7 separate regions of the Homo sapiens genome follow, and all the other regions are linked to region 6. The links are chromatin contacts, found by Hi-C or POLR2A ChIA-PET in ENCODE. All regions are on one chromosome and are shown on one strand. The core of a region is the stretch at or near the end of the contact, and the rest is flanking DNA. Distances in the headings are between cores, read along the strand shown. Region 1 holds the start of QPCTL (glutaminyl-peptide cyclotransferase like). Region 2 overlaps SULT2B1 (sulfotransferase family 2B member 1). Region 3 holds the start of FOSB (FosB proto-oncogene, AP-1 transcription factor subunit). Region 4 holds the start of PPP1R15A (protein phosphatase 1 regulatory subunit 15A). Region 5 holds the start of SPHK2 (sphingosine kinase 2). Region 6 holds the start of ZC3H4 (zinc finger CCCH-type containing 4). Region 7 holds the start of OPA3 (outer mitochondrial membrane lipid metabolism regulator OPA3).

What was found. Hi-C counts contacts between places; a loop is a spot of excess contacts on that map. ChIA-PET counts read pairs that join two places held with the same protein, here RNA polymerase II (POLR2A). Pooled maps may share reads with other maps.
Region 1: a loop to region 6 is called in a pooled map, with 15 times the contacts of the local background. The contact joins the promoter of QPCTL here to the promoter of ZC3H4 in region 6. A Hi-C loop is called at or near these places in 1 of 37 single-sample maps with no recorded cell type and 8 of 50 pooled maps. POLR2A ChIA-PET finds 5 or more read pairs at or near these places in 1 of 52 experiments (Caco-2).
Region 2: POLR2A ChIA-PET joins it to region 6 with 10 read pairs in PC-9. The contact joins the enhancer-like site here to the promoter of ZC3H4 in region 6. POLR2A ChIA-PET finds 5 or more read pairs at or near these places in 3 of 52 experiments (CD8-positive, alpha-beta memory T cell, PC-9 and activated CD4-positive, alpha-beta T cell).
Region 3: a loop to region 6 is called in a map with no recorded cell type, with 17 times the contacts of the local background. The contact joins the promoter of FOSB here to the promoter of ZC3H4 in region 6. A Hi-C loop is called at or near these places in 1 of 37 single-sample maps with no recorded cell type and 8 of 50 pooled maps. POLR2A ChIA-PET finds 5 or more read pairs at or near these places in 3 of 52 experiments (GM12878, MCF 10A and activated CD4-positive, alpha-beta memory T cell).
Region 4: a loop to region 6 is called in a map of naive thymus-derived CD4-positive, alpha-beta T cell, with 36 times the contacts of the local background. The contact joins the promoter of PPP1R15A here to the promoter of ZC3H4 in region 6. A Hi-C loop is called at or near these places in 1 of 168 maps with a recorded cell type or tissue (naive thymus-derived CD4-positive, alpha-beta T cell), 2 of 37 single-sample maps with no recorded cell type and 10 of 50 pooled maps. POLR2A ChIA-PET finds 5 or more read pairs at or near these places in 2 of 52 experiments (activated CD4-positive, alpha-beta T cell and activated T-cell).
Region 5: a loop to region 6 is called in a pooled map, with 26 times the contacts of the local background. The contact joins the promoter of SPHK2 here to the promoter of ZC3H4 in region 6. A Hi-C loop is called at or near these places in 2 of 37 single-sample maps with no recorded cell type and 10 of 50 pooled maps.
Region 7: a map of CD8-positive, alpha-beta T cell shows a loop between it and region 6 (30-fold over the local background). The contact joins the promoter of OPA3 here to the promoter of ZC3H4 in region 6. A Hi-C loop is called at or near these places in 3 of 168 maps with a recorded cell type or tissue (CD8-positive, alpha-beta T cell and gastrocnemius medialis), 2 of 37 single-sample maps with no recorded cell type and 13 of 50 pooled maps.

What each region holds. Positions count from the first base shown.
Region 1 is chr19:45,691,416-45,694,816 of GRCh38, forward strand. It overlaps QPCTL (glutaminyl-peptide cyclotransferase like), which reads left to right and starts at 1,251. Exons shown (of 7, transcript NM_017659.4): 1 at 1,251-1,495; 2 at 1,998-2,141. The coding sequence starts at 1,289. SNRPD2 (small nuclear ribonucleoprotein D2 polypeptide) reads right to left here and starts at 538. Exons shown (of 3, transcript NM_001384647.1): 1 at 472-538. The coding sequence starts at 473. RefSeq lists enhancers at 74-794, 613-742, 753-882, 1,408-1,958.
Region 2 is chr19:48,566,789-48,570,260 of GRCh38, forward strand. The region is part of intron 1 of SULT2B1 (sulfotransferase family 2B member 1); the gene reads left to right. Among named protein-coding and RNA genes, the nearest start is that of SULT2B1, 16 kb to the left of the region's middle. Within about 2 kb of position 1,728, at least 18 of the 41 ENCODE cell types and tissues checked have a DNase peak (open chromatin) inside an H3K27ac peak, as active enhancers do; they include PC-9, where a contact is called at or near this core.
Region 3 is chr19:45,466,341-45,469,753 of GRCh38, forward strand. It overlaps FOSB (FosB proto-oncogene, AP-1 transcription factor subunit), which reads left to right and starts at 1,656. Exons shown (of 4, transcript NM_006732.3): 1 at 1,656-2,372. The coding sequence starts at 2,247. RefSeq lists a silencer at 1,293-1,572 and an enhancer at 1,757-2,658.
Region 4 is chr19:48,870,539-48,873,896 of GRCh38, forward strand. PPP1R15A (protein phosphatase 1 regulatory subunit 15A) reads left to right here and starts at 1,883. Exons shown (of 3, transcript NM_014330.5): 1 at 1,883-2,113; 2 at 2,687-3,358. The coding sequence starts at 2,696. RefSeq lists enhancers at 828-1,440, 1,441-2,052, 1,711-1,770, 1,881-1,990, 2,651-2,740 and 3 more and cis regulatory regions at 1,530-2,103, 2,290-2,790, 2,950-3,358.
Region 5 is chr19:48,618,256-48,621,488 of GRCh38, forward strand. It overlaps SPHK2 (sphingosine kinase 2), which reads left to right and starts at 1,251. Exons shown (of 7, transcript NM_020126.5): 1 at 1,251-1,288; 2 at 2,147-2,298. The coding sequence starts at 2,260. It overlaps RPL18 (ribosomal protein L18), which reads right to left and starts at 923. Exons shown (of 7, transcript NM_000979.4): 1 at 886-923. The coding sequence starts at 888. RefSeq lists enhancers at 1-394, 665-1,344, 1,505-1,594.
Region 6 is chr19:47,112,008-47,115,238 of GRCh38, forward strand. ZC3H4 (zinc finger CCCH-type containing 4) reads right to left here and starts at 1,769. Exons shown (of 15, transcript NM_015168.2): 1 at 1,713-1,769; 2 at 417-582. The coding sequence starts at 577. RefSeq lists enhancers at 1-674, 675-1,402, 1,282-1,441, 1,682-1,911 and silencers at 42-531, 782-871.
Region 7 is chr19:45,583,333-45,586,669 of GRCh38, forward strand. It overlaps OPA3 (outer mitochondrial membrane lipid metabolism regulator OPA3), which reads right to left and starts at 1,470. Exons shown (of 2, transcript NM_025136.4): 1 at 1,291-1,470. The coding sequence starts at 1,432. RefSeq lists enhancers at 1-514, 1,350-1,529.

The sequences.
Region 1 (3,401 bases), core at 1-2,500, 1.4 Mb before region 6:
GCCACCGCGCTCGGCCTCCCCCAGTATTCGTAAAATCGCTGCCCCTTAACATTCATTTCAATAGGACTAATTATCTAGGACCACTCCCGTTATCGTTTAAAACATGTTTTTCATAATTAAATTTTTTTTTTTTTTTGTAGAGACGGGGGTCTCGCTATGTTGCCTAGGCTAGTCTCGAACTCCTGTGTTCCAGCGATGCTCCGCCTTGGCCTACTAAAGTGCTGGGATCACAGGAATGAGCCCCCGCGCCCAGCCCAGGGCGTTATCTGATAAAGCTGTCCCCTCTCCCGAAGTCACGATGCGTCAAAGGCCCCACGCCCGTTCTCAAACTCATCAGGAGAAAAGCAGGACGCTGCATCCCTAAAACATCTGCCCCTGCCCCCCCCGCTCTGCTCAACCCTTCCCACACTCAATCGGTCAAATATCCACCCTCAACCTCATTCCCGCCGCCTAAGCCTAGCCCGGCCTCACATGATGGTCACTACGCTCTCCGTTCACTCCCGTTTCCTCCGCGTTGCTGCTGCCTGAGGAGAGAGAGGCGGGACTTCCTCTTCCTGCGACCCACTTCCGTTGGCGCCTGCGCAAAGCCAACCAGTAAGTGGAGGCGTGGCCTGTTGCCACAGCATTCCCCACCAACGGTGCACAATGATGGAATAAAAGCTTCGGGTAGGGGTTCGCGGCCAGTCAGAACCACACGGGGGCAGATGTTTATGACAATGAAGACAAAAGGAAAGGCAGTCTGATTCAAACCGTTTCTTGAAGAATGGTACAGGTTGAAGGAGGGAAATGACAAGCTATTTCCAAATGCCCGCCGGCCGTGACTTCGGGGGCGCGGCCTCCGTGAAGCCAATCCGCTCCTCGCTTCGGAGACAGGCACCGCCCCTCTTCCCTCTGGGACGCGTTACTGACGTATCTACTGATCTTTCCGACCCTGCGCCACCAATCCCCTGCCTACATCCGGAAGGGGCATGGACCTGCGCCCGGGAGATCGAATATTTTCCATGATCAAACGCTGTTCATTGGCTTTCCCTCCTCCGCTAAGGCGGAGCCTACTTCTCTTGCGCTCCCATTTGGGTCGTGCCATTCTCAGGGGAACCAACCCCAATACCTAAGGGAGGCTGGGAGGCGTGTCCTCAGGACCGTAGTTCTTATTGGTTTCGCTGCTCGCTGTGGGGTGGGCTGGTGCAGCCGCAGCTGTTGCTTATTGGCCCACCGATTCCATGGGGAGGAACTTGGCTGGGCCTAAACTCAATCCGTGGTCTGGTACAGGTTTCAGGGCAAAGCGGCCATGCGTTCCGGGGGCCGCGGGCGACCCCGCCTGCGGCTGGGGGAACGTGGCCTCATGGAGCCACTCTTGCCGCCGAAGCGCCGCCTGCTACCGCGGGTTCGGCTCTTGCCTCTGTTGCTGGCGCTGGCCGTGGGCTCGGCGTTCTACACCATTTGGAGCGGCTGGCACCGCAGGACTGAGGAGCTGCCGCTGGGCCGGGAGCTGCGGGTGAGGCTGGGCGGGGACCCGGGCACCGCGGGGACCCTCATTCCCTCCCCGCTGTTACCCAGGGTTGACGTGGCTTTAGCGTACGGCCCTAACCGCAGATGCCACCGTCTTCGTCATCTGAGCGCATGACCCTTACCAAAGGAATAAGGCTTCGGGCTGGTTCTGCAACAGTAGCTTCCTTTTAAGAGGAAAGGTCTGAAATAGTAAGACGGGGGGGTTCAGGGTTCTACGCCTTTAGTCAACTATTTGGAAGAGTCCCTTCCTCCATCTCCCCTCTCTCTCACTGGGCCTCGATTTCCCCATCAAGTTTGAGGTAGGCTGGACCGGATGGTCTTGGAAGGACTTTTCCTGAGCCTTGGATTTATCCTAGAAGTCTCCGATGCTGGAGGCGGCAGATTAGGAAGAGAACCCGGGGCTCCTCGCGGGTGACGGCGCCCGGGGTAGGGTTGAAATGGGGGGGTTGCTCTCATTCTTCCCTTCCCTATCCCACCTCCTTCCCAAGGTCCCATTGATCGGAAGCCTCCCCGAAGCCCGGCTGCGGAGGGTGGTGGGACAACTGGATCCACAGCGTCTCTGGAGCACTTATCTGCGCCCCCTGCTGGTTGTGCGAACCCCGGGCAGCCCGGGAAATCTCCAAGTCAGAAAGGTAAAGGGACCCACCTCCAGTCCCTGACCCCCTAGCCCTCCAGGGAATGGGAAATAAGAATCCTGTTCAAGATCCCAAAGAAGCTAAGAGGAGGAACTGGGGCTCTGACTGGAGTTAATCGGACTCTAGACTCCATGCTGGTAACAAACCACCAGGCTGTACTGCCCCCCTTAATGCCCCCACCAAAAGCTTACTGTGTGCTAGGCATAGGCAACAGACAGCCCTATAAGGTGGGTACCAATATGATCTTCATTATGCAGATGGGGAAACTGAGGCTCAGAGAGGTTATACACATTGCACAAATCCTACAGATAATAAGTAGTAGACCTTAGCCGGGTGCAGTGGCTCATGCCTGTAATCCCAGCACTTTGGGAAGCCAAGGTGGAAGAATCACCTGAGAAGTTTGAGACTAGCCTAGTCAACCTAGTGAGACCCAATGTTTAGAAAATCATAGACCTAGAGTTGAACCCAAACAGGTTGGCTCCGAGCTGGTGCTGTAATGTATCTGTTGTCTTCCAGAAAGCATGAAGAGTCATTTAAAGGCCAGGCGCAGTGGTTCACACCTCTAATCCCAGCACTTTGGGAGGCCGAGACAGGCAGATCCCTCGAGATCAGGAGTTTGAGACCAGCCTGGCCAACATGGTGAAACCTCATCTCTACTAAAAATACAAAATTAGCCAGGCGTGGTGGTGGGTACCCGTAGTCCCAGCTACTTGGGAGGCTGAGGCACGAGAATCACTTGAACCCAGGAGGCGGAGACTGCAGTGAGCTGAGATTGCGCCACTGCACCCCAGCATGGGTGACAGAGCGAGACTCCATCTCAAAAAAAAAAAGTCACTTAAATACTGCCTGAGTCCCAATGCTACCTCATCCACTTAGATTGTGACCTTGGACTGGTTTCTTTTTTATTTTATTTTATTTTATTTTATTTTGAGATGGAGTCTCACACTGTCGCCTGGGTTGGAGTGCAGTGGCGCGATCTCGGCTCACTGCAACCTCCACCTCCCAGGTTCAAGCAAATCTCATGCTTCAGCCTCCTGAGTAGCTGGGATTACAGGTGTGCACCACCATGCCTGGCTAATTTTTTGTATTTTTAGTGAGACGGGGTTTCACCATATTGGCCAGGCTGGTCTCAAACTCCTGACCTTATGATCCGCCCACCTCAGCCTCCCAAAGTGCTGGGATTACAGGCGTGAGCCACCGCGCCCGGCCTGGACTAGTTTCTTAACCTCTCTGAGCCCATTTCCTCATCTGTAAAAT
Region 2 (3,472 bases), core at 478-2,977, 1.5 Mb after region 6:
CCAAAATTGTGTCACTGCACTCCGGCTTTGGTGACACAGTGAGACTCTGTCAAAAAAAAAAAAAATTAGAGGGACGTGTTGGCACACACCTGTAATCCCAGCTTCTTGGGAAGTTGAGACATGAGAATCACTTGAACCTGGGAGGTGCTAGTTGCAGTGAGCCGTGATTGTGTCACTGCACTCCAACCTGGGCGATAGAGCAAGACTCTGTTTTAAAAAAAAAGAGAGGGAGAGGGAGAGATGCAGAGATGCATGTATAACCCAAGTCCCTGTCAAGATGTAAACTCCTTTTGAGTGGCTGAATTCCAGCGTTTTTCCAGGTCCAGACTCATTTACCCCGTCCCCTGTTGTTTCTGGCCTCTCTTGGAACATCATTGCCATGATCGCCCTGGGATATATTTCACTGCGCGCTTCCTCAAGGGCATCTGTCTATTCCTTATGTTTCTAGGGGGTCAGGTTCATTCGGGGATCTGGCAAATAGAACACAGTATTTAACCAGGCACGGTGGCTCACACTTGTAATCCCAGCACTTTGGGAGGCTGAGGCGGGCAGATCACGAGGTCAGGAGTTTGAGACCAGCCTGACCAACATGGAGAAATCCCGTCTCTACTAAAAATACAAAAATTAGCCAGGCGTGGTGGTGCACGCCTGTAATCTCAGCTACTCAGGAGTCTGAGGCAGGAGAATCGCTTGAACCCAGAAGGCAGAGGTTGCAGTGAACTAAGATCATGCCTGGGCGACAGAGCGAGACTCTGTCTCAACAACAACAAAAAAAGAACACAGTGTTACCCGTGTGTCGGACATTGGCTTTGAAGGTAGGAAGGACATAGCACAGGGAAAAATTCTGCCACTTCCCAGCTCTCCTGCTAGTGAGGAAGGCAGATTTAAAGAAGGCAACAGACCAGGTGCGGTGGCTCACGCCTGTAACCCCAGCACTCTGGGAGGCTGAAGTGGGAGGGTCGCTTGAGCTGAGGAGTTCAAGACCAACCTGAGCAATGTGGTGAGACTCTATCTCTACAAAAAATGTAAACATTAGCCAGGTGTGGTGGTGTATGCCTGTAGTCCCAGCTACTCAGGAGGCTAGGCTGAGGCAGGAAAATCACTTGAGCCTAGGAGACTGAGGCTGCAGTAAGCTGTGACCGCATCACTGCACTCCAGCCTGAGCAACAGAGCAAGGCCCTGTATCCAAAAAATAAAAATAAGCAGGGCACGGTGGCTTATGCCTGTAATCCCAGCACTTTGGGAGGCCAAGGCAGGAGAATCCCACGAGCCCAGGAGTTCAAGACCAGTCTGGGCAACATAGCGAGACCCCTGTCTCTACAAAAAATTTAAGAATTAGCTGAGTGTGGTGGCACACACCTGTAGTCCCAGCTACTGGGGAAACTGAGGTGGGAGGATCGTTTGAGCCCAGGAGCCGGAGGGTGGAGGTCGAGGGTGCAGTGAGCCAAGATCAAGCCACTGCATTCCAGCCTGTGCAACAGAGTGAGACTCCATCTCAAAAAAAAAAAAAAAAAGTATTAAAAAGGGCCGCAAAGGAGGCCAGCAGGATGCGGAGATGGGCAGTAATGTGCACGGGGTGGGAGGTCTCTTGCTTTAGCCAAGGTGGTCAGGGAAGACCCAAGCCCTGAAGACAGAGAAGGAGCTGGCCTTGAATCCTGTAAATGTTCCCAAACGATCTCCCTAAGAGGTTATGCCAGTCACACTCCTGCCAAGAGAGTATCTCTGCGCCACGGCCAAGGGTGAGTCATCCTGCTGAGAGGTTGAGCTGGGGACGCCTGCCCAGATGGGCTCCAAGTGAGGGAGAGCCTGGCGGGGAGAACAGCCCGGACAGAGGCAGGGCAGGGCGCCGGGACACTGCTTGGCGCGTCCTGGGAGTGAAGCGCATTGAACCCAGCTCAGGCTGGTGGTGGGGGAGTCTTGGCAATGCTCTCTCTCCAAAGGCGAGTTGATCACAGACGCTGGCAGTGAGTCAGCGGCACCGCCAGGGCTGCTGAGAAATCCCTCCTGCTGTCCGATCGCATTCCTGGAAGGGTGGGCCGCTCAGGGCCCCCCAGCTCCAGTCCCACTCAGGCCCCAGAATCCCAGCAGCCCACCACTCACTTCTTTGCGCTCACTCTTCCTTCTGGTCCCCACACACCGCTCCCTCTCTCGCTACCTTCAGTCTTTGCTCAGATGTCGAGTTCCCAGAGGGGCCTCCCTGACGCCACCGTTCTAGCAGCATTTAGCATTTAGATAAATGACAAATTTTAGATTAAATGTTAGATAAATTTTAGGCTGGGCGTGGTGGCTCACGCCTGTAATCCCAGCACTTTAGGAGGCTGAGGCAGGCAGATCACAAGGTCAGGAGATCGAGACCATCCTGGGTAACATGGTGAAACCCTGTCTCTACTAAAAATACAAAAAATTAGCAGGGCGTGGTGGCGGGCGCCTGTAGTCCCAGCTACTCAGGAGGCTGAGGCAGCAGAATGGCGTGAATCCAGGAGGCGGAGCTTGCAGTGAGCCAAGATCGCGCCACTGCACTCCAGCCTGGGCGACAGAGAGAGACTCCGTCTCAAAAAAAAAAAAAAAAAAAAACATATATATATATATATATATATATATATATATATATGATAAATTTTAGATAAATTTTTATCTAAAATTGTAACTCACTGGATTCAGTGACATCTATCTGTAATCCCAGCACTTTAGGAGGCTGAGGTGGGAGGATCGCTTGAGCCCAGGAGTTTTCTTTCTTTTTTTTCTTATTTTTTAAAGAGATTGGGTTCTCACTCTGTGTAGCCCAGGCTGGTCTTGAACTCCTGGCCTCAAGCAGTCCTCCCATCTAGGCCTCCCAAAGTGTTGGGATTACAGGCATGAGCCACCATGCCTGGCCTCAAGATTGGTTTTTTGTTCTGAGACACAGACTCACTCTGTCACCCAGGCTGGAGTGCAGTGACATGATCCCAGCTCACCATGACCTCCGCCTCCCAGGTTAAAGTGATTCTCCTGCCTCAGGCTCCTGAGTAGCTGGGATTATAAGCATGCGCCACCACGCCTGGCTAATTTTGTATTTTTAGTAGAGATGGGGTTTCGCCATGTTGCCGAGGCTGGTCTCAAACTCCTGATGTCAAGTGATCCACCTGTCTCGGCTTCCTAAAGTGCTGGGATTAGAGGCATGAGCCACCTCGTCAAGATTGTTAATCACATCTGCAAAGTCCGTTTGGCCATTTGTGGAACACAGTCTCAGATTTCAAGGATTAGGACGACAACATCATTGGAGGCTGTGATTTGGCCAACCACAGTCACAGAGATGGAATTACACAGAGTTTACCTTCCAAGTCTGGCTCTTTCACTCAGTGCAATGCCTGGGAGAGCCTTCCCTGTGGCTGTGGGAACCGCCGGTTTGTTCTTTTTTTTTTTTTTTCTGAGGCGGAGTTTCACTCTTGTTGCCCAGGCTGGAGTGCAATGGCGCGATCTGGGCTCACTGCAA
Region 3 (3,413 bases), core at 406-2,905, 1.6 Mb before region 6:
TGTACCCCTGTGAGCCAAGATTGCAACAGTACATGCTAAGAGCAGTAAGAAGGAGATTGTAAAGCTTAGAAAGACCTGACAGGCCAGGCGCTGTGGCTCACGCCTGTAATCTCGACACTTCGGGAGGCCGAGGCAGGCGGATCACCAGGTCAGGAGTTCAAGACCATCCTGACCAATATGGTGAAACCCCGTCTGTACTAAACATATAAAAATTAGCTTGACGTGGTGGCCCGCGCCTGTAGTCCAGCAACTCGAGAGGCTAAGGTGAGGCGGAGGTTGCAGTGAGCCGAGATCGCCACTGCACTCCAGCCTGGCGGCAGAGCAAGACTCCGTCTCAAAAAAAAAAAAAAAAAAAAAAAAAAAAAGACCTGACAAGTGAAAGCTACTAATATTGCCATTATCATTTAAAAAAACCCCAGACACAGGTTTTTCAGGGAGTTTCATCCAACCAGGCAGGTCTCAGAAATCAGAAAAGAAATGGAAAGGGTAGGAAATCTGGAGTTTGACAATTCTGAGTTTGAATTTCTTGTGATGGGATCTTGGGCAAGTCATTTAACCTCCCTGAGTATCATTTTTTTCTTTTATAAAATGAAGATTTTTCTCTCTTAACCTTCCAGAGCTGTTTTAAGGATTACAAATCTTCTACTGAAAGGCGTAGCACAGGAGCTGTGCTTGGCAAGTGCCAAATACAAGGCATTAATTATTATTATTAGAATTAATAATAATATCCCCTCCCTCTTACACATTCTTTGTCTCCGGGTGGATTAAAAGGTGGAAGGAGAGGCTACCAACACCATCAGAAGAGAGGCTTCTCTCTAAGTTTCATTTCCCATCTCCTCCAAATCCGCATCCCTCCCAAACGCCGGACCTGTAAGGCCAGCAGGGTCCAAGACACACATCCTTTGCCCAGCGGGGAAGATTAAAGCTAAAGCTCAGAGAGGGAAAACATTTCCTAAGCTCGCACAGCGAATCAGGACAGAAACCAGGACGAGCCTCGGAATCCCTCCATTACCTCCACTTTCACCTGAGCATCACAGCCCGCTCGGGACTCAGTTTCCCCACCTACGTGACCACACCACACTAATCAGGGTCTCCTTTTGGAGATCTGCTCTTCTTCTCGAATGGGGGCGCTGCACCATCGGTAGAACAGGGTAGGTGGGGGCGCCAGAGGTGAAGGGGACCTGCAGGCTGGGGTCTTCCCCGCCCGGGTCAGCGGGGTCCCTGCGGGGCTAGTCTAAGCGCCTATTATTACCAGCCCCCGGGGCGGCGTTGCACTGCGCAGGCGCGGGCGGGGCGCGGGCGCGCGCGCGAGCGAGCGAGGGATTCCCTCTGACGTCATTGCTAGGATACCAAACAAACACTCCGCCGCGCCGGCCGAGCTCCTTATATGGCTAATTGCGTCACAGGAACTCCGGGAAGGCGGGGCCGGGATCCCCTCCCGCCGAGTGGCCCGGAACGCAACCCCCGAGACCCCCAGGGCCCCGAGGGTCATGCAAGTGACCAGATCGAGTCTAGAACAGACCTCTTGCTGGACAGTGCGGGACTCGATTTGGCGGGGCCGGAGATTTGGGGAAGTTTGTCCAGCAAGGGGCGGGTGACGTAAGCAGGGGGGCGGGTCCCGGGCATATAAATACAGGCTGGCGGGTCTGTGCTTCATTCATAAGACTCAGAGCTACGGCCACGGCAGGGACACGCGGAACCAAGACTTGGAAACTTGATTGTTGTGGTTCTTCTTGGGGGTTATGAAATTTCATTAATCTTTTTTTTTCCGGGGAGAAAGTTTTTGGAAAGATTCTTCCAGATATTTCTTCATTTTCTTTTGGAGGACCGACTTACTTTTTTTGGTCTTCTTTATTACTCCCCTCCCCCCGTGGGACCCGCCGGACGCGTGGAGGAGACCGTAGCTGAAGCTGATTCTGTACAGCGGGACAGCGCTTTCTGCCCCTGGGGGAGCAACCCCTCCCTCGCCCCTGGGTCCTACGGAGCCTGCACTTTCAAGAGGTACAGCGGCATCCTGTGGGGGCCTGGGCACCGCAGGAAGACTGCACAGAAACTTTGCCATTGTTGGAACGGGACGTTGCTCCTTCCCCGAGCTTCCCCGGACAGCGTACTTTGAGGACTCGCTCAGCTCACCGGGGACTCCCACGGCTCACCCCGGACTTGCACCTTACTTCCCCAACCCGGCCATAGCCTTGGCTTCCCGGCGACCTCAGCGTGGTCACAGGGGCCCCCCTGTGCCCAGGGAAATGTTTCAGGCTTTCCCCGGAGACTACGACTCCGGCTCCCGGTGCAGCTCCTCACCCTCTGCCGAGTCTCAATATCTGTCTTCGGTGGACTCCTTCGGCAGTCCACCCACCGCCGCCGCCTCCCAGGTAAGTTTTTGATAGTAGGGGTGCTGCTTTGTAGGTTTTATTTTTTAAGTCAAGGGTGAAAAGAATAAACCCCAACCCCCACAAAAAGGCGCATCAGAACCCTAGATCTGAGATGGAAAAGGCTCACAGCGCACTTTGCAAACTGCAAAGAGTCGGGAGATGTTTGCAATTGGTTGCGTGCGTGGAGCGCAAGGAGGGAACGCGGCAGGGAGGGTAGGCTTTGGGGCGAGGTGGGGGTGGGGTGGGTAATGCGCTGCTCAATGCAACGTGTATGCGGTAGCGGGGCTGAGAACTTTGAGCCGGCCCCGGGACTGCCCCCTGCTCGGGTCCCAGACCTGAAGCTAGCGCAGTTAGGCAGGTGGGGGAAATCCCGGGGAAGCTTCCAGCAGTCTCTTTTCCTTTCCTCCTCCTTCGGAGCGCCCACTTCGGTGCCGGGTCGCCCTCCACCCATCGGGAAGAGGGGCCTCGAACCCTCAGCCGCGCTGCCTCCGCCTCCTGCGCGGAGACGTAACGGGGGACCCGTGCGTAACGGCTGACGCGCTGGAATCCTCCGTCTGACGCGGGGCACGCACGGCGCGCGGCGCCCCCTTCGTCCGCCCCGCCCCTGACGTCCCGGGAGCGTTCTATTTTGGAACGCCGGGGCCACGTTGCTAAGGGAGGGGGCAGCCCGGCGTTTCGATTGGCCGCCGGGGCGCACGCCTTGGCCAATCAGCTTTCCCTTCCTATTTGTAGGGTGCATTTTCCTTCCCCCCTCTCTGTCCCCGGAACCCGTGGTTCCTTGGCGGCTGGGTCTCTTTTCGGCGCCTCTAGAGGCAGAGGGAGGGGATCCCTGTCGTGACAAGAGCGCCTGTCTGCGACCCAATGGATCTGCGAGGCCCTTGCGGGGATCTAGTCCCTGGGCTCTCAGGAGAAGGGGGTGTCTGCTTGTGTGCTGGCGTTTCTTGGAGAGATACGGTGGCTGTCACCCTCTTCTCCAGGCACACACAGACACATTCCCACTCCCTCTGCTCCTCATGCCCGGTTCCTCCGGTGTGTCCCAAG
Region 4 (3,358 bases), core at 633-3,132, 1.8 Mb after region 6:
AAAGAAAGAAAAGAAAAAAAAAAGAAAATGGGAGACTCTAGGCTGGGGCCTGTGGGCTAAATTGGGGTAGGAGGCCAGGCACAGTGGATCACAACTGTAATTCCAGCACTTTGGGAAGCCAAGGCGGGCAGATCACCTGAGGTCAGGAGTTCAAGACCAGCCTGGTCGGCCGGGTGCGGTGGCTCACACCTGTAATCCCAGCACTTTGGGAGGCCGAGGCGGGTGGATCACAAGGTCAGGAGATCGAGACCATCCTGGTTAACACGGTGAAAAACCCCGTCTCTACTAAGAATACAAAAAAAATTAGCCGGGCGTGGTGGTGGGCACCTGTAGTCCCAGCTACTAGGGAGGCTGAGGCAGGAGAATGGCGAGAACCAGGGAGGAGGAGCTTGCAGTGAGCCAAGATCGTGCCACTGCACTCCAGCCTGGGCGACAGAGCAAGACTCCGTCTCAAAAAAAAAAAAAAAAAAAAAGACCTGCCTGGTCAACATGGCGAAACACTGTCTCTACTAAAAATACAAAAATTACCCAGGCATTGTGGCACATGCCTGTAATCCCAGCTACTCCAGAGGCTCAGGCAGGAGAATCGCTGGAACCCAGGAGGTGGAGGTTGCAGTGAACCGAGATGGCGCCACTGAACTCCAGCCTGGGCGACAGAGTGAGACGCCTACTCAAAAAATAAATAGGCTGGGTGCAGTAGCTCACGCCTATAATCCTAACACTTTGGGAAGCCGAGGCAGGCAGACTGCCTGAGCTCAGGAGTTCGAGAACAGCCTGGGCAACATGGCGAAACACTGTCTCTACTAAAAATACAAAAAATTAGCTGAGTGTGGTAGTGCGTGCCTGTAATCCCAGCTACTCGGAGGCTGAAGAGGGAGAATCGCTTGAACCCGGAAGATGGAGGTTGCAGTGAGCCGAGATCACGCCATTGCACTCCAGCCTCGGTGACAGAGCGAGACTCCATCTCAAAAAAAAATAAAAAAATAAAAAATAACAAATAAATAAATAGGCCTGGAGTGGTGGCTCACGCCTGCAATCCCAGCACTTTGGGAGGCCAAGGCAGGCAGAACACCTGAGGTCAGGAGTTCGAGACCAGCCTAGCAAACATGGTGAAATCCCGTCTCAGAAAAATAAATAATGAATAAATAAATAAATAAATAGGCCGGGCGCGGTGACTCACGCCTGTAATCCCAGCACTTTGGGAGGCCAAGGCGGGAGGATCCCCTGACGTCGGGAGTTCCAGACCAGCCTGACCAACATGGAGAAACTACGTCTCTACTAAACAAATACAAAATTAGCCGGGCGTGGCGGCACATGCCTGCAATCCCAGCACTTTGGGAGGCCAAGGCGGGAGGATCCCCTGACGTCGGGAGTTCCAGACCAGCCTGACCAACATGGAGAAACTACGTCTCTACTAAACAAATACAAAATTAGCCGGGCGTGGCGGCACATGCCTGCAATCCCAGATACTCGGGATGCTGAGGCAGGAGAATCGCTTGAACCCCGAAGGCGGAGGTTGCGGTGAGCCGAGATCGCCCCTTTGCATTCCAGCCTGAGCAACAAGAGCAAAACTCCGCCTCAAAATAACTAACTAAATAAATAAATAAATTGGGGTGGGAAGGCATTGACCCTGAGCTGAGAGAGAACTGGCTCGCTGTTGAAGCAGGGCCACGCATTTGATTGACAGTTCGTTTGTTGGAGGGGCGTGGTCACGCTCGGAAACTCCGCCGTGACGTTGCAAAAGCTGGAATCTCCGCGAGAAGTCCTGTCTTACTTCCACTTCCCACCCTTCGGGTTGCGGTCTCGAAACCCCGCCTCTCTTCGTGACGTCAGCACGCCGGGCGCGGTAGGCTATAAAAGCCTAGTGGCCATTGTGTTCGTTGCTCTTATCGGTTCCCATCCCAGTTGTTGATCTTATGCAAGACGCTGCACGACCCCGCGCCCGCTTGTCGCCACGGCACTTGAGGCAGCCGGAGATACTCTGAGTTACTCGGAGCCCGACGCCTGAGGGTGAGATGAACGCGCTGGCCTCCCTAACCGTCCGGACCTGTGATCGCTTCTGGCAGACCGAACCGGCGCTCCTGCCCCCGGGGTGACGCGCAGCTCCCAGCCGGTGAGTAAGGGGTCGGAACGCCTGGGTCCCCACGGGGCTGGGGGCCCGGATTTAGAAAGGAGAAGGGGTTGGGAGCCTGGAGTCCTGAGCCTGAGGGAGGAGGGATCTGGAAGCCAGATTCTTGGGTCCCCCGTGAAGGAATCATCTGCCAAGTAGGGGGTCGGGTCAGAATGTTTCAGTCTGCGAGGGAGGAGGGTGTGAGGGTTTGATTTGTCAATCTTCAGCAGAATGAGAGAGCTAGGGACTATGACTTTGTCGCCAAGGGAAGCAAGTAAAGACTTTTGTTCTTGGTTCTTGGGACTGGGAGTTCTGCGTCTGAAGAAAGAGAGGGCTGGGGGCTTGGACCCTTGGATCTAAGGCAGAACTAGGGGCTCAGACTCCTGGCTATTGAGAGATAAGAACAGAGCCAAGGGACAGAGATGGGCGTGGCCGAGATCAGAAAGGAATTTGGGACTCTCGCGTTGCTATTTACAATAGTTGTGTTACTATTTCCGTTGCTATGACTCATAGTCACGCCCGGATGCCATCCTCTAAATGGCCCCTAAACTTTATTTTTTTCTCCCCCTTTTCCAGCCCAGACACATGGCCCCAGGCCAAGCACCCCATCAGGCTACCCCGTGGAGGGATGCCCACCCTTTCTTCCTCCTGTCCCCAGTGATGGGCCTCCTCAGCCGCGCCTGGAGCCGCCTGAGGGGCCTGGGACCTCTAGAGCCCTGGCTGGTGGAAGCAGTAAAAGGAGCAGCTCTGGTAGAAGCTGGCCTGGAGGGAGAAGCTAGGACTCCTCTGGCAATCCCCCATACCCCTTGGGGCAGACGCCCTGAAGAGGAGGCTGAAGACAGTGGAGGCCCTGGAGAGGACAGAGAAACACTGGGGCTGAAAACCAGCAGTTCCCTTCCTGAAGCCTGGGGACTTTTGGATGATGATGATGGCATGTATGGTGAGCGAGAGGCAACCAGTGTCCCTAGAGGGCAGGGAAGTCAATTTGCAGATGGCCAGCGTGCTCCCCTGTCTCCCAGCCTTCTGATAAGGACACTGCAAGGTTCTGATAAGAACCCAGGGGAGGAGAAAGCCGAGGAAGAGGGAGTTGCTGAAGAGGAGGGAGTTAACAAGTTCTCTTATCCACCATCACACCGGGAGTGTTGTCCAGCCGTGGAGGAGGAGGACGATGAAGAAGCTGTAAAGAAAGAAGCTCACAGAACCTCTACTTCTGCCTTGTCTCCAGGATCCAAGCCCAGCACTTGGGTG
Region 5 (3,233 bases), core at 1-2,500, 1.5 Mb after region 6:
CTAGCAATACTACTAGAACCACCTCTCCTACAGCATCAGTCAATCCAACAACCCTTACCAAATAGTGTCTTTTTAAAACATCGTTTTTAAAGTGGAGACAGGGTCTCACAATATTGGCCAGGCTGGTCTTGATCTCCTGGGCAAGGAATCCTCCCGCCTCGGCCTCCCAAAGTGCTAGGATAACAAGCGTGAGCCGCCTCGCCAGGCTCCTACCGCCCTGCTGCCTTTCTGAGCAACTTAAGTTTTTCAGACTGTGTTGACAATTACAAGAACTATTTAATAGCTCCACTTATGCAGCACTTACTGTGTGCAAAACCCCGTGATGAGCATCTCCTGTGAATTATTTCTTCCCAAATTCACAAACTTGTCAGATGAGATTACTGTGTACCCAACGAACAGCCAGACACTGGGGCAAAGGCTCAAAAACCATCACAAGGTGGGAAGGGGCCTGAGACTCAGAGACCTGCCTGGTCCCCAAATCCAGTTATTCGGCTCTCGATCCTCTCACCCGCCGCGGCCCCCATCGAACCCGACTTTTCATACTAGAAAGTGACAGGTCCAGATAAAGGCAGCAAAGCCAAATAACTAAGAGTGGCTGCGGGTCCAGCCACCTGGGTCGGAATCCTGGCTCTGCCACTTCCTGGCTTTGTAAACCCAGTCATATCAGCCTCCGAGTACCTCCACTTGGTCATCTACTAAGTGGGGGCGGTAGGCTATGACTGACCCATCCCTGCTTTCCTGGCCCCCAGAGTAGGTCCCCAGTATCGGGAATTGCTCCCTCCGGGCAGCCGCAGACCCCCTGCCGCCCTCCAGCGTGCCCCTAGCCCAAAACCACGGCGGATGGCAGCGGATTATCCAGCCCCGAACGCCGCAAAGCGAGCTCACCATGATGGCGCCTCCTGCTCGGCCAGGTCCGGAAAGAGAGAACGGGCTGGGGTGGGCGGGGAAAGCCTCAAGCGAGTGGCGCCGCCGTGACGTCACATGGGTGCGACGCGGCGCTCTACCACGATCCGGACTTCTCTGTGGTGAGTTGGACGACTGACTAGCCGGGCGATAACGGCAGAGAGCATAGAGCGCAGGAACAAGCGCAACGTCCAAGAGGGAAGGGCCAGCACGTCGGGGGCCTCTCTGGCCCTACCCAGGCCGTGTTCTCGATAGCTTTCCGGAAGAAAGGGATCTGGGAGCGAGATGCGTGTAGCTAGCACGATGCGTCGCGCGGTGACGCTCTGGCCCGACGCCGACGGCCTCTCAGTGGCTCCCGGAGGACCCGGCGGGCCCAGTGTTGGAGGTGAGGAGGCGGGGCTGGCAGGGCTAGTCGGGGCATCTGGAAATTTCCGACCCCACGCTTCGGGCGTTTCCTTATCAGGTTCACCGCTCCCTGATCTCGCGCTGCACTTCGTAGGCGCAGCCGCTGCTTGGGAAGTCCTACTTAAGGTCTAACCCGAGATGATCTTGCTGCACCTCAATCTATAGCATCCTGTATTCCCATCCTTTGAGTTCCGCTTCTCCTTCTCCCCCGGCCCCTAGATGGCCCTTCCCTGACCTAGAAAGAGGGAGACAGAGTTTCATAGGGGAGGCAAAATGGAGACTCCGTGGCTTGGGGGTGGGGGGAATGGAGGCCCAAAGGGTAGGAAGGAGACCTAGAAAGAGGGGTGAGATGGAGACCCAGGGAGAAGTAGTGGCAAAGAAAGATGGTGAGATGGGGCCTTGCAAGGCTATAACCAAATTCAAATCCTGGCTCTGCTAGTTACTAATGGGGTGATTGGGCAAGTCATTTAACCTCTCTGTGATCTTGGGAAAATCACTTAACTTCTTTGGGCCTTACTCTCCTTATGGACAAAAAGGGGATGACAACAGGCCTGGCACACAGGGGTGTTTTTCAGGATTATGAAAGTTAATAAAACTGCTGAGGTCAATATTTTGCACATAATAAGTGCTCAATAAAAATTAGCCTTCACTCCTATTATAGCATACATATTGTGTGCAACCAGATGGACTGGCTGGGGCAGTGATTAAAATGACTTATCTACTCTTCCCCCCACCCGCCAGGGAGGCCCCTGCCTCTTGGTTCTCAGGCACATTGAGCCTGGAAGGGCCTCCTGCAGTTGGCTGTCAATGCTGCTCCTCACTTACCTCTCCTCCACAGAGCTGAAGGTCAGGCCAGGACAGTGAGACCTGACTCCTTGCTCCTACCAGCCTACTATGGCTTAAGACCCAGGGCCAGGGTCCCGTTGATGTAACAGAGCAGAGGACCAGCAGATGAATGGACACCTTGAAGCAGAGGAGCAGCAGGACCAGGTAAGGGACCATCTAAAAGCCAAGATCCTCATACTGTGGAAAGACAAAATCTGAAGCTTTTCTTTAAAAAAAAAAAAAAAAAATTGGAGGCCAGGCGTGGTAGCTCAAGCTTGTAATCCCAGCACTCTGGGAGGCCAAGGCCTGCGGATCACCTGAGGCCAGGAGTTCGAGATCAGCCTGGCCAACATGGTGAAACCCCATCTCTACTAAAAATACAAAAATTAGCCAGGCATGGTGATGCGCACCTGTAATCCCAGCTACTCGGGAGACTGAGGCAGGAGAATCATTTGAACCCGGGAGGCAGAGGTTGCAGTGAGCCGAGATCGCGCTGCACTCCAGCCTGGGTGACAGAGTGAGACTCCGTCTCAAAAAAAAAAAAGAAAAAACAGGGTCTCACTCTTGCCCAGGCTGGAAAGCAGTGGCACAATCACAGCCTACTGCAGCTGCAACCTCCTGGGCTAAAGTGATCTTCCCACCTCAGCTTCCCAAGTAGCCTCCACCATGGCTGGCTAATTTTTTTATTTTTATTTATTTATTTATTTTGAGGTGGAGTTTCGCTCTTGTTGCCCAGGCTGGAGTGCAATGGCACGATCTTGGCTCACTGCAACCTCCGCCTCCCGGGTTCAAGCAGTTCTCCTGCCTCAACCTCCCAAGTAGCTGGGATTACAGGCATGCGCCACCACACCCAGCTACTTTTGTATTTTTCATAGAGATGAGGTTTCTCCATGTTGGTCAGGCTGGTCTCAAACTCCCGACCTCAGGTGATACGCCGGCCTCGGCCTCCCAAAGTGCTGGGATTACAGGCATGAGCCACTGCACCCGGCCAATTTTTTTATTTTTTCTAGAGACTAGGTCTCCCTCTGTTGCCCAGGCTGGTCTTGAACTCCTGAGCTCAAGGGATTCTCCCACCTCAGTCTCTCAAAGTGTTGAGCTTA
Region 6 (3,231 bases), core at 519-3,018:
GACGGGCAAGCGGGCCCGTAGCTGCCAGCTCCGGGCGCAGGGGCAGCCAGGACCCCCGTGGGTCTCCGCAGCACCCCCCACGGCGCCCCCTCCCCAGGACAGGCGGACGGGCGCGGGGGGTCCGAGGGGCGCCTCCTCACCTTCCCCTCAGCATGGCGCCCAAAAAAGACAGAGCGAGAGCGAGGGAGAGCGGGCGAGCGCCGCGAGGGGGGGGAAACGCATGAGGCCGGGAGAGAAAGCAAGCGAGAAAGAGCGAGCGAGCAAGCGATCGAGAGACACCCACCGACCCCGCCCTTCCTCCTCCTCCTCCTCCTCCTCCTCCTCCGCGGCCCGGCCCAACATGGCGGCCGCCCCCCTTCCTCCTCCTCCTCTTCCTCCCCCCGGGGACGCAGCCCCGGCCCAACCGGGGGCCTGACCTGTCGTCAGGGAGCGGGAGGCGGTGGTGGAGGAGGTGCGGGGTGGCCGGGCGGGCGTCGGGGGAACACGGAGGAGGCGAAGGCGTTGATGGCGGCGGCGGCGATGGCGGCGGCGGCGACTCTGATGGCGGCGGCGGGGGGGTCCCGGGCGCGGCCTCCATAGTTCCTTTGGGGGGGAGGGGATGTTAATGCACGAAAAAGGACTGCTTGGGCGTGGCGGGAGGGGCACACTTAAGCTCGGAGGGCTCCTGATGGGAATGGGGTATATATTTTTTCGGTTTCGGAATCACCTCTGCGCTGACCTCCGCGTAGGCCGCACGGCCTAGGCCTCGGAGGGCCGCTCGCCGCCTGCTTTCTCCGCAGCCCACCCTTGCGGTCACTCGCTCACTGGCGCGGGGCCCTCATAGGGGCGAGAGCCCCCCCCCCACGCACCCCCGGGGGGCGGGACACCCGGGAGACACGGACACTGGTGGGTGGTTGGGTGTAATTAGCGCGGGCCGCGCGCGATGGAGCAAGCGAAGGGTAAGGGGAGAAGAGGAGAGCGAGCGAGGGGGGTGGGGGGTTAAAAAGAAAAAAAGGATTTGAGGGAGAGAGGGAACGGGCCGCGGAGACGGGCCGACTGTCTCCCTTCTCTGCCCGCCCTGGGTGCCCCGGCTGCCCGGCCCCCGCCGCAATCAGGAATTGACACAAAATGGCGGCTCGGCCCGAACCAGCCTAGAGGCTGAGGCGGGAGGAAGGGTGAGATGGGAGGGGGAACTGAGAGGCGGAGGCGGAGGCCGTGTCACGTGCAGGAGAGGGGTAGAGACCGCTTGCCCGAAGGCCGGCGGAAAGAGCCGAAGGCAAAGGGCGAGGCCGAGGGGAGGCGGAAATAGCCGAAAGGAGCTGAGCAGGAGCGAGGAGGCGACGGGGGAGAGCCAGAAAGAGCTGAAGGTGGTGATATGGGTGGGGCTAGAGAGAGCATGAGAAACCTAGGGGAGCCATAAATAGCCTAAGCCGATCGGGACCGGGGAAGGAGGAGAAACTGAGACGGTCCGGAAAGAGCCGAAAGCGGTGTCCGGGTGGGTGGCAGGAGGTGGAAACAGCCGAAAGAAAAGCAGCCAGGGTAATGCGATTAAGAGAATGAGCTGAACGGGCGGGGCTGAAGGGGAGAATAAACGACTTTCAGGAATTCGCCGGAGAGCAAGAGGGAAAAACCGAAAATTGCTAGTTTGAAGGAAGGCGGGAAGAGCCAATAGTTTTAGGTGGGAGAATGGGAGGGAAGGAATTCAGGCTACGGAGAGGGAAAAAAAAAATAACCGAAAGCTGGAGGCCAGGTGCCGAGAGTCGGAGGTTTCCGGAGAAGCGATGAAGCCCAGCCAGCCCGGAGGTGACGTCACTCGACAACCCAGTCGATGATGTCATCATTGGATGCGAGAGGGGCGGGGCTTGGTAGTCCCTCAGGGGAGTTTAAGGACCTGGGGTGTAGGACCCATGGAAGGCTCTCAAATAGCAGAGCTAGAAACACTGGCCGGTGTCGTAGACTGTACAAACAAAATCTTTTGACCCTCATAACCGTCCTAACATAAGCTGCTGCTATTCCCATTTGCAGACTGAAGTTCGGTGTTTTAAGTAATCGGTTCACGGTCATAGGATTAGTTCTAAAAAGCACAGCAAGATTTTTTTTTTAAGAGACAGAGTCTTGCTCTGTCGCCCAGACTGCAGTGCTGTGACACGATCATACCTCACTGTAACCTCGAATCCAGGGATCTTCCTTAAATACTTGTTAGCTCTTTCTACAGTGCCAGTCCCTGTGATGGAGCATGGGAACAGTTTCTGTCTTCATGGAACTTAACCGATAATGCCCCAAGGGAGAGAAACAGAGTTAAAGAATAAAGGGGGTGGGTGGAGTGTTAGAGGAGGGTCTTGTAATTGTTCTTTTAGGCTGGTACATGAAAAAGAAGAGATGGTTCCAGGCAGAAGAAATACCTTATTTCAGGCGGGGCGATGTTGCTCACGCCTGTAATCCTAGCACTTTGGGATGCCGGGGCGGGCGGATCGCTTGAGCTCGGGTTGGAGACCAGCCTGACGAACATGGTAAAACCCCTTCTCTACTAAAAATACAAAAATTAGCAGGACATGATGGCTCACACCTGTAGTCCCAGCTGCTCGGGATGTTGAAGAGGGAGAATCGCCCGATCCCGGGAGGTCGCGAGGCTGCAGTGAGCCGAGATTATGCCACTGCACTCCAGCCTGGGCAACAGAGTGAGACTCTTGTCTCAAAAAAAAAAGAAAAGAAATACCTTATTTCAGGCCCTGACAAAGCAAAGACCACTTAGATTCCAGGAAGAGAGAAAAACCGTGTCAACAGTGATAAATCTGGAGACAGAGGCACCATGTGACTTCCTGGTATATTGATCCTACTTTTTTTTTTTTTTTTTTGAGGCAGAGTCTCGCTCTGTCGCCCAGGCTGGAGTGCAGTGGCGCGGATCTCGGCTCACTGCAAGCTCCGCCTCCCGGGTTCACGCCATTCTCCTGCCTCAGCCTCCCAAGTAGCTGGGACTACAGGCGCCCGCCACCACGCCCAGCTGATTTTTTGTATTTTTAGTAGAGACGGCGTTTCACCGCGTTAGCCAGGATGGTCTTGATCTCCTGACCTCGTGATCCGCCCGCCTCGGCCTCTCAAAGTGCTGGGATTACGGGCGTCAGCCACCGCGCCCAGCGGATCCTACTGTTTTTTAAATGTTCCAGCTGGCAGCGGGGCGTGGTGGCACACACCCATAATCCCAACACTTTGGGAGGCCGAGGCTGGCGGATCACTTGAGGTCAGGAGTTTGAG
Region 7 (3,337 bases), core at 220-2,719, 1.5 Mb before region 6:
TAGTAGAGATGGGGTTTCACCGTGTTAGCCAGGATGGTCTCCATCTTCTGACCTCGTGATCTGCCCACCTCGGCCTCCCAAAGTGCTGGGATTACAGGCGTGAGCCACCGCGCCCGGCAAGATCACCTTTTTAAAGTAGTTTATATTTTGGGTGTTTACTAAGCCCTTTATTTCTATTTATTATTTTTTGAGACAGTCTTGCTGTGTCGCCCAGGCTGGAGTGCAATGGCACAATCTAGGCTCACTGCAGCCTCCACCTACCAGGTTCAAGCGATTCCCCTGCCTCAGCCTCCCAAGTAGCTGGGATTACAGGTGTGCGCCACCACACCCAGCTAATTTTTGTATTTTTAGTACAGACCGGGTTTCACTATGTTGGCCAGGCTGGTCTCGAACTCCTGGCCTCATGTGATCCGCCCGCCTCGGCCTCCCAAAGTGCTGGTATTACAGGTGTGAGCCACCGCGCCGGACCTTACTATGCCCTTTAGATCTGAGCTCGGGCGGCCCCCTCTAGGCAGCCCTGCTGGCCTCAGGTCCCTGGGTCAGCCAGTTCCTCTGAGCTCCGGGGCTCCCACTTTCCCGACCACTCTGGGTTGACAGTGATGGATCAGGAGTATATCTCCCAGTGCTGAGCAAAAAGGCCGCATAGTCTGTCAACCGAATGAAAGGACGGCGTATGAGCGCATTAATGAGTACACAGATGAATGTCCTCTCTGGCTCAAAGTCCTTTTCCGGATTCCCAGGCCATGTCTCCAGAACCCAGACTTCACCCCCGAACCATGCCCCTAATCCAGACTTATTGACTACAGTAAAACTGAGGCACGTCGACGTCCTAAACGGAGGATATACAAGCACCTCCTAGATCAGTGGGGAAACTGAGGCACACGGTGCCGCTTTTGAAATGAAGTTGCCCAAGGACAGCCGGGCAAAGGACCCCGTCCGGTTTCTCCTCAGCCCCTCCCCTAGCTCCTCTATCCTGGAAAGCCCCGTCCAAATTTCTCCCATCTCTCACACTATTGGTTTAACAGGGCATCAGTCTCCAAGCGCTCTCTTCCTTTATCGGCTGGCATTTCCTACTCGCGTGGTGGCTCCTTGACCCGCCCCTTACGCCCCGCCCCGCCCTCACTACTGGGCCACCCGTACGCCCCTCTATCAGAAACCCCCCACTATTGGCCACTGGACTTTGCCGGTTCGGGCTGTGATTGGTCGTAGACAGAAGTCCATCCCCTAAGCAACCACCTGACAGGGGTTGGAGAAAGGAAAAAGGTTGGAGGGAATTCGGGTCAGACTCACGTTGAGCCGGCGGGAGGCAGATATAGGTCTTGAAGAACTCGCTTCGGCGGGCGGCCTCCTTAATACGGTTGGCAAGCGGCTTGCTGACCTGCCGGATGCCCAAGTATAGCAGCTTCGCCATAGGGAACGCGCCCACCACCATCTTGGCGGTCTCACAGGGCACGCGCAACCTTGCTGACTGGGCGGGGCGCCTCAACCTCTTCACTCCTCCCCCGCCCTCTCGTGGCCATGCGTGCGTCAGTACGTATGTACGTACGCTCGAGGGAAACTTCAGAGGCGCATCCTGACGTCACCCCGTCGACGCTGGCGTAGCGACGTCCGTTCGCTGAATATGCAAATATACACGGAAGTGAGGCGGGTCAGGGGGCGGTGCCGTTAAACGGATGCTGGAAGGCGTGTGGATTCCCACGCCCGCCTTGGCCAACGTCACTGTACTCCTTCGTGATGTCACGTTCCGAGTTGGCGTCCCCACCCAAAGGAGGCTCTTAATTAGTCCTAATTAGTCCTATGAGCCCCAAATACACCTTCCTCTGCAAGCTAGGGCTCTCATTGGGATTAAGAGGAAGCCGCGCGGTCATACAGACTTTGGCTGGGATCCCAGCTCTGCCATTTCCTCGCTGTGTAATATTAGATGAGTGGCATAACCTCTCTGGACTTCAGTATTACCGTCTACCAAATGGGAATCCTAATAGCAGTTGCCTCTTTGGGTTGTTGTGAGGCTTCTATGCTAATCTTGAGTGTAAAACAGTGGACCATGGGAAGTGGTTAGAATGGTGCCATTCATATAGTTAAGCGCTCAGTAAATAGCCCTTCTTACTATACAGGTCATGATTGCATTATTAATGCTAAATCCAGCCTGAGGGTGCATTTCACCCCCAGAAGCAGCGAATCCAACCCTTTCCCAAGTAACTGACAAGGAAACTGAGGCCCAGAGCAGGGCAGGGGGTGGCACAAGGTTCCTGCAGAGGTTGATAGCCTGGCATCTTGGCCAATAAAACCATACCCGTTCTCAAGCAACCCAACTTCCTTCATTAGGAGGTAGGTTCCCCAGGGAGCTAGTTCAGAAATAAATTTAAGGACATGTCCCAGACTGTCCTTTCTTACCCAGCAGGGAGTAAAATCATATAAACAATGTCAGGAAGGGGTTGAGAGAAATTCCTGGATGATGGAGTGCTGATGGGTAATTGAGAGATTCTCGGAGGCAGAGGGACAGAAGAAAACAGGAACAGAGGACTGGCCGCCATGGCTCACGCCTGTAATCCCAGCACTTTGGGAGGCTGAGGAGGGTGGATCACCTGAGGTCAGGAGTTTGAGACCAACCTGGCTAACATCGTGAAATCCCATCTCCACTAAAAAAAAAAAAAAATTTAGCCGGGCATGGTGGCGGGCACCTGTAATCCCAGGTACTCTGGAGGCTGAGGCAGGAGAATCGCTTGAACCTGGGAGGTAGAGGTTGCAGTGAGCCGAGATCACGCCGCTGCACTCCAGTCTTGGCGACAGAGCGAGACTCCGTCTCAAAAAAAAAAAAAAAAAAAAAAGGAAAACAGGAACAGAGGAGTGGTGTGTAGGAGGAAACATACATTCAGGACACAGAATCAGGGGGCTCTGGACTTCTTTGGTATCCAGTCTGACTCTCTGAGTGTCCTTTGTCAAGCTCCTGGCACTGAGGGACCTGCGTTTCCTCATCTTTACTGATGGTGCTGGTGTGTGTGTGAACCCTGATATTCTGAATTACTAAGAATGCCAGGATTCCATAAAAACAACCTTTTCCAGGGTCCCTTCCACACGGAAGGTATGCAGAAACTTGGGACTACCTAAGGTCCATCATCCATTTGGGACCAGCCCCCTTCCCATTTTACAGATCGTTTGAGCCTGGGAGGTTGAAGCTGTGGTGAGCCATGAGCTCCACTGCACTCCAGCCTAGGCAACACAACAAGACCCTGTCTCAAAAAACATAAAATTTCTGTCCCCAGGCCGGGCGCAGTGGCTCACGCCTGTAATCCCAGCACTTTGGGAGGCACAGGTAGGCGGATCATGTGAGGTCAGG